Regions from separate parts of the Homo sapiens genome. Here region 1 is linked to region 2. Evidence: chromatin loops called from intact Hi-C (ENCODE). Cell type or tissue: IMR-90. All regions are shown on one strand.

Region 1 (8,000 bases), 110 kb after region 2:
TTACAGATGTCAGTCACTACATCTGTCCCACATTTATATTTAAATAGAAGTAGCATCCTATAGTCTCAATTTCTGATCAAATGTGAAACAATCAAAATGTCAGTCTGAGAGTTGATCTAATATAATAGTAAAGGCTCACTTATAGGCTAAATACTTCCATCAAATAAATCTTAAAGTAACATTTTCTAATTCAGGTTTTGTTTTGTTTTTTACTAATCCCCTTCTAAACCCACTTAATTTGTATTTAATTCATATTCCCAATAATAAAATCAAGGAACTACGGAAACATTGCATATTCCACTAAACTGTGTTTACAATATTAACAAAATCTATTTACTCCATAGAATAAGCAAAAACTCAGACAAGAATTGACTCACTGGGTTCGCTTTGAGGACTGTTATATTCCATTTAGAGGTAGGATTTCCTTATTTCTTTCGTAGCCACACCTTTGGAGATGTGGCCAAGCATTCTTTACACGAAACAAGAAACACTTGCAAAGCGGTTCAAATTCAAAGGTTCCCTTATACAGTTGAATCCAAGACTGCTGTCAGAAACCAAACATTTATCAACGCAAATGCTCAAGGTACTGAGTGGAAAAAAGGTTCTTAGATCTAAAAAGTCCAATCTACCCTTCCATAGCAAGGAGCTGGGGCTCTGCATGATGGTAGATGACTTCCAACGTGATCTTTCCCCCCATGCTACCAGCTGAGAAGACCTCATACTGAAGGTCTTCACAGAGACAAGATGCCTCATCTCCCTGGCCTTATTTTGTGGCAGCTTTCGGGACATTGTTTTCAGTTATAACTTTTCAGACTCTTTCACCCCATGGGGGTTGTGTTCCCATATTAGAATTAATATAAATGCATTTTCATCAAAAGGAAAGAAAATAGAAAAAGAAAATTAATGACTAGTTACAGCAAATTCATTATTTCCCCTAAAAACTAAACACATCAAAATGCTGCTTCTTTATCCAAATTCTTCACCATATTGAAATCATGAAATGAAACGACAACCAGCTTTCATGACCAGCTAAGAAACGCATTTGATGAGATCAAAAGTCCAGCACGTGGCCCCCTGGGACCCACGACCAGATGCCCATGGCAGATTTTTAAATTGTTTGACTTTTCTTCTTAAAAATCTACGTCCTGTTTTGCTGTTGTTCATTTCAAACCTCCTGTGTGGGAGTGTTAATAAAATCTAACATCTGTAAATTTCTCATATTGGTTTGATGAATCCTTGCTCAAACATTCTCCTTTATTCTGGCTCTAAATGATGTGATCTCAGCCATCTCCTGAAAGTATCCAAAGATTAAGACAAAGATTTAAAAGCCCCATTGAAACCACAAACAAAAAGCCCCTGAACACCTCAAGACTGAGTCTCCCAACACAGGCTATGATGGAATCGTTTCGGTTTCAAGGAATCAGTAGCAAGAAGAACAGTCAGCTCCTGCTGAGAAAGGGCCAGGAGGAAGAGTGTAATGAGGGAGAGAATAAAGGTATGCTTCAGCTTAAAACTAATCATATTATAGGTCAATTAGAATGCAACATTTCCAAAACCTTAAATGTGTATTTCATTTGAGTAAACTCAATCAAGTCTACTCTTTTTTTTTTTTTTTTTTTAAATGGAGTTTCGCTCTTGTTGCCCAGGCTGGAGTGCAATGGCGCGGTCTCGGCTCACTGCAACCTCTGCCTTCTGGGTTCAAGCGATTCTCCTGCCTCAGCCACCCAAGTAGCTGGGATTACAGGCGCCTGCCACCACGCCCGGGTAATTTTTGCATTTTTAGAAACAGGGTTTCACCATGTCACCCAGGCTGGTTTCAAACTCCTGACCTCAGGTGATCCGTCCCGCCTTGGCCTGCCCATGTGCTGGGATTACAGGCATAAGCTACTGACCCAGCCCAACCCTACTCTCATCTCAGGATTCAATGGACAAAACTGCTTCCTAGTTCAAAAAGAAAAAGTATGTCATCAGGAACAAAGCCCATCAACTTCACAACCATGCAGCACAAATCTATTTGTGCCTGCGCCCGCAGAAGCACCTCCCCTCCTGTGCAAGGGCATGTGCACTCACCTGGGCCCTGGATCCCACTGTTCCTCTTCATCTAGGACAGGAGCTCTCCAGCTTGAGTGTGCGTGAGAATCACCCAGAAGGCTCATTGAAACACAGGCTGCTGAGCTCCAAACCCAGAGTTTCTAATTGAGTAATCTGAAGTAAGGACTGGTAATTTACTTTGCTAACAATTTCCAGGTGATGTTTTATGATCCCAGAGCAGACTCTGAGAACAACTAATCTAAGACCTGCTACACTGATTATCCTCTCATCCTACATTTTTGAGTCTCTCCTTTCATATTGCTTCTTTCCCTAAGCATATAAACATGTTCAAATTTGTCATCTTAAAACATAAACAAAAGTCTCCCTGACCTCCCTGGGAATGTAGTGTATTTCTCTTTCCTTCTGTACACATGTAGGTTCTTAAGAGAATGTTCTCCATACACCACTTCCATCCGACTTCTCCTTGCTCTGTAATCTATTTGCCCTCTCAACTCTGCTGAATGTGCACATCTCACGACCCCACATGAACTTAACAGTTTCCAGGCCAATGGATACTTCTTAAGTCCCTGTTTGACTCTCTGCCTTACCTACCATCGCTCACCTGACCACACAGCATTCCCTCCTCCCTTGGATTTTATAACCTCTCCCTATCCTGGATCTCCTACCACCTCCTTCACTGCCTCCCTTTTGGTCTCCCGTCCTGGAATATCTGCTTTTCACCATCCCTATAAGTGCTGGGGATCCCTTGGGACCTGTCCTTGGCTCTCGTCTTCTGATGCCATACATTTTGCCTGAGAGTTCTCATCCATGCCTGTCTTTCACCTATAATCTATATCCTAATGGCTCTCAAATCTAGACTTCTCTTCTAAACTTCAACTACATAGAATGATCATCAATTAGACAATTATATTTGTCCAATAGGCATCTCAAAGTTATCAATACTTAAAAGTGAACCCATTAATTTCTACCTTGTTCCTGTTCCCCTTCCTTTATTTTTTACCTAACAAAATGGCTCCTCCAACTGCTCACTCATGCAAACCACCTTTATGTCCTTAAGGAAAAACATGTCCTTACGTCTCAAGCACAATCACAGTTCAGAGGTGGGTCCAATCCACCTCTTAACTGTCTCAAATCTGCTCCCTTATTCCCGTCTCCAAGACTGTTGCTCCAACTTCGGTCAACATCATAATACTTGGTTCTTCCCTTTCTTAACTGCATTTCTAGTCACCTCCTTCTCATATTTTAAGCTCCAATAACACCAAAAACTAGTTAATGATATCTTTGAATGTGGCATGCTCTCTTACAATGGAAAACTTCTATATATTTTATTCCCTCTGCTTGGAAAATTATTAAAATCCCTGCACCAACATGTTCTTTCCAAAACCTTCCCAAATGTTCTTGACTTTGGACTCCTTTCTGGCTCTCATTCCACTTGAAACCTGCCTCCATTACAGCAATTACCTGTTTCCAAGCCTAACACTGCGCCATTCAAAGGTAAATCCTTGAATTCCTAGTGCTGATAATACCTGGCTCAAAATAGGAGCCCTACTAAAAAGTACTTTTATACAACATACATCAGTGATTCTGAACAAGGAAACACACTCCCCTGGCAGTAGAGTAAGCGAGTCTACCAAACATTTTAGGATCGTTTTTAGCGTTTAATTCTCCTCCTACAGAATTTTAGATAACTAACATCACATTTATTTCATCTCAACTTTAACATGTTTCATCTCTTGTTTACTTCATTTCTTCAAGGAACTGAGAGAGGACCCACTGAAATTCAGTTTGGGGATGTTAGGAACCTGTTGGAAGATTTTCTGGAGAAGTTTTCTCATTACAACAGTGTTTCCTTTCTAGTCATTAGAAGAATGAAGGGAGCTGAGGGAAGCAGATACTTGAGAGTTTTACATTTTCTGTACCTCAGTTTGTTCTCTACCATTTCAGTAAAAGACAGCTACTCCCAAATACATTTTTGCTGTATGCAACTGTGCTGTTATTCCTGTAGCTGGTCCAAGTTTTATAGATTACTCACACAGCCCCCTAGTGAGCCCAGCTGCTTTTATACTATTATGATGCCATAAACAAAATTACATAACATTTTAAGGCCAGTAATAAATGCCTGAACTAGCTGACTGGAACATGTAGCATTTGGGCATTTTCATGGTCTTCAGTGACGGTTTTACTGCCCTGAAAAGCCCTCCCTGTACGTTATCAAAGAACAGGAAGTCTCCATGTCTCCACTCTCGGTTGTTCCAGCCTAAAGGTGACCCACCCACGCCCACATGCAAGGCTGGCAAGAACGGGTCATCGTCAAAGAGAATATGCTAAGTGCATTGAAACAGGCTGTGTACAACCTTCATCAAGCTTCAAGTAGTTAAAATCGTGCCTTACAAGTATTTTTAAAGAAAACTGGTATAGGTGGATACAGCAAATAAACATGTATTTGAAAATCCAGAGACAAATATAAGTAAAACTTGATGAACATATTTGCATTTTATGTAAATGTCAATGTACATGTTGTGGAACAACTTGGCTCTCTGCTGGAGAGCATACCTCCTTTTAAATGAGTCACCACTTGCGGATGAATAGGAAAACGCTGACAGATCCATGCGAGATAAAACGGATCACAGCAGTCTTGGAATCAACACACTTTTATGATGAAACCAACTCATATTCATGCCTCCAAACACAGCTTAGGCTTGAAACCAAGTTGCAGAACGTCCAAAAATTCTTGAAGAATCCAGATGTTCCCATAATCAGCCACTGATCAATTTCCCAGGAGAAAAGGACTTAAACAAGGATGGGAAATTCCAAGACGTTTAATACCCAGAGGATATCTGCACCCAGAGAAATGTCACACTCAGACCACAGGAAGCTATAGCTCTGCTGTTGACTGATGTAGTCAGGTGTCTAGAATTTTATGCCAGCCTCTACCCACTACACACCATTACTGTTTTGAGATAAATTAGCAAACACCAAAAATTAGAGGTAAAAAAGATCTAGAAAAAAAACAATTGAAACGAACTAAAGAAGCCAGAGCCAGGGAGGTTTAACAATCATTAGTAACAGGTGATATCCACTGAAACTTTTCCATGTTCTTCCAGCTTCACGCTAAGAACTTCACGTTTTCTTAACTTATTCCTCACAACGATTTTTAATTTAAATTGATTATTCCCACTTTATAAATATGAAAACTAAGACTTAGCAATATTAAGAGATTTACCCAAGGCACACGACTTATCAACAGTGGAGACGGAATCTGAACTCAGTCTTTCTGATTCCAAAGTCCCGGCACTTAAGCACCACACTGGAGCCTGAAGCAAAGGCTCATGGGTGACCCCAGTCTTAAACATCTGAGGGTTTGTAACATGGAAGACAGAACAGCTTCGTTGTATTCTAAAGCAGGAGTCCTCCAAACCTGTTTGTACTGGAGAATCATCTCTGAAACTTAAAAAGAAAAAAGAAAATCCAGTTTCTACGGTCCCACTCACAGACTCTGCTTCAGCTGATCTGGCATGGAGGCCAGAAAACTGTATTTTTATAATGCTCTGCTGGGTTTGAGAATCACCGCTCCATACCTCAGAACTAGAATAAACGCAGAGGAATCACTAGGAGGCAGGTTTGGCTTTACGTTATTAAACAGACAAACCAAACCAAACACACACACACACACACACACACACACACACACCGCCACCCACAAACCAGTCCTAACCACAGGGCTACACAAGCCTCCCCTGCCCAGTCCTAACCAACAGAGCTTCCCAAATGGAGCTGTAGCTGCCTGCTCAAGCGCCACGATATAATGGAGACAACCCAGTCTCTGGAAACAGAGGCTGCCATTTCCAGTTCTGATTCAGCCATTCTCAGGTGTGTAGCTCTGGTCAAGTTATTTTCTCTGAGTCTCAGTTTGCTCAACTGGAAATTATTGGAGAACACTTACCTCAAAGAATTGTTAAGAATTAGAGACAATTAGGTAAAATTCAAAGAACCGTGGCTGATGTGGCTGATGGTGCTCATAAGCAAACGGCACCTGCCCACTTGAAATGTAACCATCTTCTTCTGTAGCTTCTGTAGCGAGCCTCTGCATGTGGACAGCGTGGGCCGCCTCTGCAGCACCCTTCCCCTTATTCCCACCATTGTCCCACCCACTGACATGGCCACGTCCTATTGGCTTCAAGCCCAGATTTTAGCAATGGGCTCTGACTGGCCTAATCCAATCAGCCCACACCTGGCCCCCTTGCCACAGCCATAGGCAGGGACCAGAGCCCAGGCCAATCAGCAGATGGTGTTCCTCTGGCAGAGAACGGTTTGGGAGGAGGCTGAGCATGTGTCCAAAATTGGGCCAATCAGAGTGAACTCAAAGGCTTTTTTTGTCAGTAGGAGGAAAGGGAGTATCTCCTCTTCCAGAATGTATGACACATCAGCCTGAGAGCTGACGCTCAGCAGCCATTCTGCTACCAAGAGCCTTTATCAAACTATGTCTGAAGCCTGGGCTATCTCCATATTTTTGAGATCTGTGAACCAATAAATTCCCCGTATCATATTATTTAAGCCTTGAGGTTGTTTTTCTATGGCCAAGGCTGAACACATTGTAACTTATCCAGAATCCCCTGGCTGGGAGTGGTGAGATGTAACCACTTAGATCATTTCTAACTTCATGATTCCATGACTTCTTAGACTTTATCCAATTAATACCTGTCTTCACATTTATAACACTTCTGACGACTGGTTTCTGCAGCCTGGAACATCCTGTCCCCCTTTCTCTTCTTAAGAAATCCTGCTCACCTTTTAGGACCCAACTGAAATGGGTCCACTGCTGCAAGATCTTTGAAGAGGAGTCAGTTAATCCATCTTCCTGTGCACTCCCCCAGTACTTGACCATTTCCTCTCTTATCCTTAATTTCATTGTGTACTTTTCTCACTCCTATCTTCACCTATGTTTAGGCTGTGTGCACTTTGAAGACAACACCCCCTTCCCTAGGCATTACTTGTTAACAGGCCAACTGTGCAGCAAAGTAGCACAAATCCAGCTTGCTGCACATGTCCAATGCCTAAGATGAGGCTGGGCCTGCAGCAGGCTTGCAAGAAACAACCACTCATTCATTCAATGCCACATGAGTGGTTAACTGGATACAAAGGAGAAGCAAACACAACGAAGGCTTCTGCCTTAACCTTCTAGGTGTCCTACCTTGTACCTTGAAGGGATTAGAGAGAAAAACATTCTCCATCTTGCACTGCTGATTTCCAATGACAAGTGGGGCTTCCCCCCTCCCACAGAGGATTACAGGCCAACTTGGGTATGGTAGGGTTTTGGGGACTGGAGGTGGTTTAGAGTTTTTTCCAATCTTATTAAACTTACTCAGAGCTTAACATCTATTAATGAAATTATGTTTTCTATAATAAAAGTAGAGACTCAAATCCTATAGATGCCCTGACCTTAAGATATAAAAATTCAATTTTAAAAAATATTACACATACCAAATACAAAAGATCTATTCTGTGACCTCTTCTCTAACACCAACAACTGTAAATTTAATATCATCCTGTGTTACCTGAGGTAGTTGGAAGGTGTTTCTTCTACGTTTGTTGTATCTAGCTTTTTCTTTTCAGATTTTATTATTTATTTATTTTTGAGACAGGGCCTCAGTCTGTGGCTCCCAAGCTGGAGTGCAGTGGTGTGATCATGGCTCACTGCAACCTTGACTTCCTGGGCTAAAGTGATCCTCCCGCCTCATCGTCCTGAGTAGCTGGGACCACAGGGATGTAGCTGGGACTACAGGCCTGCACCACCACACCTGGACAATTTTTTATTTTTTGTAAAGACAGGGTCTCACTATGTTGCCCAGGTTAGTCTCAAACTCCTGGGCTCAAGCAATCCTCCCGCCTGGGCATCCCAAAGTGCTGGGATTATAGGCATGAGCCACCATGCCTGGCCAGCTTTTTCT
Region 2 (8,000 bases):
AGTCCAGCCAGGCTAGCTGAGTATAAACTTGAGAAAGTGACCACGGGCTCTGTCAGGTTAAACACACGAATCCATCCAGACCCACCTTGCAGCTCGAACACTTGAACAGATGTGTTCACTTAGCTTGCAAGCGTTTGATGTTGAAACTCGTATGCTGGGCCAATTTCAGATGGTTCTCATTAAAAAGAAGAGGAACAGGAGAAAGGTAATCTGCTTCCCAGTACTTCCTGTTATCCAGTACTCATGCAAACTCTAATTAGATTGAAGAGAGATGGAGTATAGGATGAAAAATAAAAAATTAATGAACACTTACAAACTTTTCCAGTAATTCAATAATTCATGTCTTAAACGGAAGAAAGGTTTTTAGTTTTAGTTTTTAAAGTAGAATGAGGTTCAAATACAGTGTCTGCACTCAAGAGAGAGATTGGAAAGTCTTGAAATTAAAAATTCTGAGGTAATTTGCAGTGTCTTTGACTGAGGTAGTCTGGTTGGGGCAATATACTGGGACTAGATTAATATACAACATCATTCAAAACCTTTATGATTAAAAGGAGACATCTGTGCTGGAACCAATTTCCACCTCCTTTGACAAAAACAACTGAAAGCAGTTCAGATGTAACTTGAGGGGAAAAGTGGCTCTTTCATAAAGCGGAAAAATAGTGGCTAAAAATAGAGCATTCACTGTTATATCAACTACAGACCAGTCAGTGGACATTATAGGCTGGGGAATAAGGAAAAGGAAGGAATGTTCTCAGGTTGAAGCACGATCAAATTGTAGTATGTTCTAATTAGCAATTAATCAGCAAATGTACACAACGATTAACAGAAATTAGTGAAAAAGAATGCCGGGCTTGGAGCCATAAGATGTGGAACTGAATCCCTGCTGCATATCCCTGCTGCCGAGCTGTGTAGTCTTGGCAAGTCCTTCAACCTTCCAGAGGCCCAATTTCTTCAGTGGTAACGATTCTCTAAGGAGATGCACCTTCTCATCTTTTCCTCTGCACCCTCTAGAGTTACTTACGTCCTAAATGTCACAGTGGCCTGAGTTTTCAATCCCCACCCTACAGGGCGGGGACCAACAGGAGGCTGACTAGAGTCAGCTTTGTTTGGTGGGAAAGAAAAAAATGGTGGAGGAGGGAGCACATTACAATGTAATCAACAACCAACTATGCTGTGACCCCACATCTCTGCACATCCCATTCCCTTTGCCGGGAAGGCTCTTCCTCAACGTAGTCATCCAAGCAAACTTCTCTGATCCACCACAAACCACACCAAACAGCCTCTGACATCCACAGGCACAATCCCTGTGCACTTCCCACTGGCTTTCATGATGCTTGCTCTACTGCCTGGCGGCAATGAGCGTAACTGTGATGCAGATGAAAAGCATGTCTTCCAGATGCTGTCATCAGCCCACAGGTGAAGTAAAATTGGCTTTAAAAGGTTATTTTTTCATCTATTTCATGAAATTGTGGGATCTCAGTGCCTTTAACAGATGTCCACAAGCAGGATGTAGCAGGGCTCTGAATTGTGAGTCCAAGCAGCTGCTTGCATCCTCGCAAGAGCCCAAAGTTCCCGCCTCCTGCTGCTTCACCCATCTCCTGAGCTGGCCGACCCCAGGATGGATGTCCTCTTCTCAGATGAGAGAGCCCAGAGTTCCTGCCGCCTTCTCCTTCACCGGCCTCCCTGAGCTGGCCGACCCCAGGATGGATGTCCTCTTCTCAGATGAGAGAGCCTTCTCCCGTCGGGCAGCCCCGTCACTCCCTTGGATCCAACTGAGGAGCACTTGGGCAACCAGGGGCTGTGAGCCCAATCCAAACAAAAATGCTCGTGGTGAGGAGAAGAAGTCATCAAACAGCTGAAGCCACTGGCAGCTCTGTTCCATTTCACTTTACATTCCCACCGTCGCTGCCAGCATTTGCCAAATGCCCATTTAGCTTTAGATCTCAGGCAGAAACAGGGCTCTCCTGCAACTACAAATTTCCACAAACCACACATTCAAACCAACTGCGATTTCAAGGTTCAATCTCCAGCTACACAGAATTGCCAGAAGGAAGGGGATATTCCCTTCATAGCTTCTGGGAAACGGAGCACAGCCTTGAAGGTATGAAGTCAGAACTTCTAGAACCACCAAAGGCCTTTTCCGGCTACAGCCTCAACACCTCCCCTCCCTCTGTGTGGGGTTGTTCCCATCCCAGTGAATAAAACTGCTTCTCAGAGAAATAAGCTTATTTGCTTATATAAAATCAAGTCAACCTGGAGAGAATAAAAACAGCATCTACACGTTGAGGGCAGTTTGAGAGCCTACCTCTTGTCAGTGGTGCTTGCTAAAAATGAGCCTTCTGTAGAAAAGCATTTTGTAGAAAACTAGCATGATGGGCTGATATACAAGGCAGTTAAACACACATGAATACATTTAGGAAGGAGACACTTGCTTGCACCCTCCCCCCATACTGGAAAGGTATGTTCCTGATGTAATAACATATAATGGGGATTAGATGACACAGAGGGCTATGAGCTCCACTTGCAAATGCACATTCAGACAAATTCTTTTCACATCTGTAGAGAGACTACCAAATGGATGGCTTAGGCTGCTGTAAGCCCATACTCACAACTCCTACCCAAGTCCTGCCAATACTGTTGTGTAAACGCTACCAGGTGGGAGGTTTGAGATTCTGGGAAAAATGCAAAGATTTTACAGGAAAATTGTTCTCCTGACAATAGCCATTAAGATAAAGTACACCTCCAAAGTTCAGGGTGAGTTTTGTCTTAATGAAGACCAAAGCTGCAGCCCTCATCTCCTTTAATCGGCCACATCTCCATCTTTTGTATTTTCTTCTTTGAGGACAGATGCTCTCATTCTCCTCTGCCAACAGAGATAAAAATGCTTTAAGCTGCCGCAGAACAGATTCAAGTGAGGTTTAAAGGGCAGTGTCCCGAAGGCGAAGGTTATAGGATAACCTAGATGTGGCCACTCCAGAGACATTCAGACATGGGATGAATGATAGCTTGATTTGGGTTCTGTGCTGTTGGCATGTAAGACTGTGTGACAGGCAGCACTACGGAAGTGGAACTAAGGAGGCCGGGCCCTGGTACCAGCTCTGCCACTGGCCAGCTGTGAGGCCTAGAGTCTAACAGTGCCTCCTGGCTCCGCTTGCCCAGGTGAGAACTACATTAGGGTTACCACTGACATGGAAACTAATCCTTCCACTCCATTAGTCGCCTATGTGTAAAGTATATGTTGTCCATGAAAACAGACCTGAAATTCTGATAGGAAGGTTGCTGGGGTTTGTGATTGTGCAACAAATTGTAAATGCCTTTGTTCTGATTTGTCCCTCCTTCATTCTATTTTAAACTGAGTTTTCTCAAGTATAAACAACCCCAGCCATAGCACAGAGAGTCTACAGGACTGAAGACAACACTCAACATGGTACTACCTTCTGCCAAACCAAGAATTTGACAATGGTTATTTAATTCACACATTCCCTCTAACATTTGTATGTATAATGATTATAACAGGCAATATTCCAAGCTTGGGTAAACATGGTATTTGCTTATCTGCTAAAGCGAGCACATCAGATTATCTAATCTGTGGTTCTGAATTAAAGGAATAGTTTAGCTGGGGTCCACAATGACAGCTTCACATAACAAGTCCCTGAGACACAAGTCTAGACATAGCTTTTTAGGAGGCAATCTTACGGGTCATCTAAAGAAATGATTTATTTTGACATTAGAACCTCTCTCTTAACATCAGTTAATGGAGGGTTCCATAGCGTCCCCTAAGTCTTCAGAGTTGGGCTGCAGAAATTATCCCGTTCTACAAACACTTCATAAGGCAGCACTGAAATCCTTAGACCATGTGTCACACAAGCCAAAAGTTCAAAAGAAACATGTCGCTGTTCGAGGGAAAGAAATTACTTTAATCTCTCAGCCTTTAAAAAAAAATTCTAGAATTGTATTTTGTATCTCACTGGAAAAAAAGCCAGTGTTCCTCCAATTATTCTAAAACAAAAAAAGAAAAGTCTGTAGTCTGTGAATCAATCCATACAGAGATCTGTCCCTTGAAGCTGGAGGGTGGGTCACCCCAGAGGGCAGTCACTTGGCCTAAAGGTCTGGTGAGGAGAACACTACTTTGTAAAGTTTGGGAGGAGAGAGGGGTGACCAGATTCCATGGTACAGCTCTTTTGTGCCTCACCTCGTATCCATGAGACAGACTACACAAAATCACCAGGACTTAGACGCTCCTGCAAGCAGCTCTGCAGCCATGGAAGTGAAGTGCTGGCTGACGGCACGGCGAGCCGCTTCCTGGCACGCCAACAGAAAGCACATGTCTGCATTTTTGATTCCAGTAAACTCCAGGCTGGCTCTCAGCCAGAGGACCTCTTTGTAATGTCAAAGATAAAAGTACTGGCCATGTTTGGCACCCTGCCTCCACCTCCATTCTCTTGTAACCGTCTCATAAACCAAGCATGCATTACTGTTAACAGAGTCTTCCAGACAAAGGTCTGACGGAGCTTCATAAACATTAGCAGATGACGATCAGACAGGTCCCTACTGCACAGGAAGGAAAGGAGGTACAGGGAGGGGCAAGTGATTTCACTCAGAACATGCTGGAAATTGTGGGGAGAGCTGGAAATAGATATTCAACTATATACTCAGAATACTCCTACTACCAGAGAACTGCTCACTGAGCCGCCTGAGTCGTGCACATCTTCCATTAGAACCTGGCATGTGGGCAACATCAAACCTCAAATCTGTCCCCAGCAGTATAGGTATCATCTTTATATTGATATCTGATGAAGTTCCTCAAATTTGGATGTTCAAAATGGCTTTTTGAGTATACAAGATGATATAATGCTTCTCATACCCCTAATATTCTTCCTCTTGCCCAAGGGAATGCTACGATGCCAGTCACAGAAGATTTAGGAAATGATTACCTTTTGATTAGTTTTTGTTTTCATTTTGGGTCATACTCATTGTGGGCCAAAATTACACAGCCCTAGCTGTTTGCCTTTACCATTTCTGTTTTACTTTCCATTTAACTTTTGAGACTACTCTGAAAGTAAGATTTTAAGGTTTGTAAATGCTTACCAACTAAAATACGCAAGGATTTCTTTTCCGGAGGTAAACAAACTTACAAATCCCTCTTGCTCTGTGCAAGAACAAGGGGTACCCAGACCTTCATTCAGAGGACTTAATATGAGAAAGTCCCAGGTCTTCATCACCAGTGGAAGCTGGATAGCTCTGGATGTGCTTTTTAAAATATGTATCAGAGGCTTTAATTCACTCCAGAGGGCTGCAGAGAGCTTACTTCCTCCCCTATGCTACCAAGAGTGTGCAAACACACAGATACCCACAGACATGCCCACATACACACACATCCCAGGAATATGCTTTAAGGGATACTGAGGGCTCCGACTTTCCCTCAAACTGCAGACCTGTTGTTCCTCCAGCTTTGTCTCTCCTCTTTGCTGTAAGGGCCTAGTAAGGTAAGGTGGGTATATACTTAGAATCACCTCAGGAGCTGTTAAGAATACAGACCGGGTTCCATCGAGGCAAATGATATCAGCATCTCTTGGGGGCAGGCAGATACCGGTATCTTTTCTAAGCTCCCCAGGTGATTCCAATGCACAGTCTGGGCCAAGGACCATCAGCGTGGCCTTTGCCGCCTCAGCCATTGCTCCGAATCTCTGCGATCATGCTGTCACTCTTCGTGCCGACATGGTTAAGACTTGCTGCAAGTATTGATGGTTTTGCTTTTCTTTTTTCTTGTCTGCTCAATCTACAGTTCTGTCTCCCATGTTCTCTGCTTTTGCACAAATAGTTTATTTACAATAGACACAAAAGTGACCAAGTCTGTGGCACTACGGGGAATAAATCTCATGCCCTTCAGGTGCTCTTTAGCTCAATATATGACAACATCTCCCCAGTGCACTCCAGGGCCAGGTACTGGATCTGAGAAGACACAGCTGAGATGTGGCCTCAGCTTACATTCCAGTGGTTGAAACGGCCAAACAAATGTATCATTTCTAAATACCGCACGTGATAACAGAGAGGTAAGCCCTGGGGCTATGGGAGCATAGAGGCAGAGCCCTCTGCCTGGCCAGGATTTAGGGAAAATGTCCTGGAGAAGAGGATGCATGAGTGCAGGCTTGGAGGCTATGGGAGCACAGAGGCAGAGCCCTCTGCCTGGCCGGGATTTAGGGAAAATGTCCCGGAGAAGAGGATGCATGAGTTCAGGCTTGGAGGCTATGGAAGCATTAGACAAGGAGAGACAAGCAGGAAGGCCAGTAGCAGAGAAGAGAAAGAGGTCCTTGGGGAGGCCACGCTGTTGGGTGCTTCTGGTTCACTCATGCATGGCAGGGCGGCGCTGCGGAGACGGGGCAGCTCCCCGGCCCTCTGCTGCCCTACTAGGTCTGCAGTTACTTGCTGTTCAGAGGCTGCTTTTCCTTAGAGGCTCTTTTCCCCACTAAGCTGAAGGGCTACTTCAGAATGAGCCCACAGACCCAAAAACATAAAGCTGAATTAAACGGTTCATCGGGGGAAAGGGGTGGAGATAAAGGTTTAGATATGAGGTAGAGAGGTAGGGAAGGGGTCAGATCAAAGAATGAATTTGATCCTGCATGGGCAACATGGAGACATGGGGAGATTTTAAGTATAATCTCTATGTTTTTCAAATATTTACGTGGAAAATACACTTGCAGGTGGGAGGGACTGAAGGCGGAAGGTGTTAGGTAGATGTTTCAACAATCCAGAAAGAGATGACATGAATCTGAATAAGGCCGTGCCTTAGCAACAGTGAGAGAGGAAGAGAGAGACTGAAGAGAAAAGGAACAATTCAAGAGAGTGTAACAAGATGATAACCTGGGAGTAAGTCTGTGGAGAGTAGAGGATTCCAGGACAACGGCCATGCATCTGGCTTCAGTGGCTGAGTGCATGGCGAAGCCTTCCGGTGAGATGGGGAATGTAGAAAGGTGTTTAGGAAAGGGACGTTCGCTTTTGGACATGCTAATATAAGATGTCTGCAGAGAATCCAGGTACAGTTACCCCTAGGAAGCGGGAAATATGAAACTAGACCCAGAAGACAAGTGAAAGTGAGAAGTGTCGACTTGGAAGTCAACGCCACGCAGGTGGAATCTGAAGATATGCGACAGAGGAAATCACCCAATCCAACGGGGCCCAAGAATCTCAGGGGCAAAGCGGAGAAGTAAAGGAGGGCACGGAAACGAAAGGAGAGTGTTCCCAGGAGGAGGAAGGAAGGGACAGGTGGTGTGGAACTCAACAATGGCATCAATGGGGAAGAGACTCAAAGGAGGTCAATGGATTTGAAATCAGGGGCTCACCGATGACATCAGAGAGAGCGTGCTTTGGGGAGTGATAACTCCTATTGTGGGAGTTAAGAGAAAACAAACAGGGTCATTAAGTGTGCAGATGACTCAAGGGGTTTCACAGATTAAACAGGAAACAATGGTTAGAGGCAAGAGCTGAGCTGGAAAAAGAGTTTGTTTCTTATAACGGGAAAGTGTGGGCACGTTTATGCCACAGGGAAGGAGTCAGTGGACACGGAAAGGCAGACCCCAACAGATGGGGCAGCAAGGGGGGCGAGGTCCACGAGGAGGCAGAGGGTAGGGTCAAGAGCACAGGTGGTAGAAGCGGGTGGTGGGGACTCGGCTTTGGCAAGGAGGTCCCCATTTCCTCTAACAGGAAGAGACAGAATGGGTGCAGATAGAGTTGCATCTGGAAGTCAGCAGGGTGGGAAGTTGAGATGGGCTTTATGTCTGATGGACTCTTTTTCCCTATCTACTGAAATCAAGAGACAGCAGAGGCTTAGGAGGATGGAGCAGTAGTGAGGGTCTGGGAGTGCTATAGAGAATGGGTAAAAAGGGGCCAGCTGAGGACAACTTGGCAAGGAGGAAGCCCAGCTGAGGGAAGGCCAGAAGCAGCCCCAGCACCTGTCTGCAGGATCCTGTGACTTTCACAGCCCCATTGCATTACAGGGGCCT

What was found. Peaks named below come from ENCODE experiments on the same cell type or tissue, not always from the same donor. Only the 100,000 strongest peaks of a DNase experiment are listed, where the experiment ranks them.
Region 1: a loop joins it to region 2, with 3.0 times the contacts of the local background. A loop is called at or near these places in 13 of 110 quality-filtered maps.

What each region holds. Positions count from the first base shown.
Region 1 is chr1:245,982,399-245,990,398 of GRCh38, forward strand. The region is part of intron 5 of SMYD3 (SET and MYND domain containing 3); the gene reads right to left. Among named protein-coding and RNA genes, the nearest start is that of SMYD3-AS1, 120 kb to the right of the region's middle. In IMR-90, no CTCF peak of the experiment used is centred here; DNase peaks (open chromatin) are centred at 2,423, 4,093 and 4,663; H3K27ac peaks cover 1,200 bases.
Region 2 is chr1:245,870,774-245,878,773 of GRCh38, forward strand. The region is part of intron 8 of SMYD3 (SET and MYND domain containing 3); the gene reads right to left. Among named protein-coding and RNA genes, the nearest start is that of SMYD3-AS1, 230 kb to the right of the region's middle. RefSeq lists an enhancer at 1-123. In IMR-90, no CTCF peak of the experiment used is centred here; DNase peaks (open chromatin) are centred at 1,308, 2,498, 4,378, 5,998 and 1 weaker place; H3K27ac peaks cover 2,872 bases.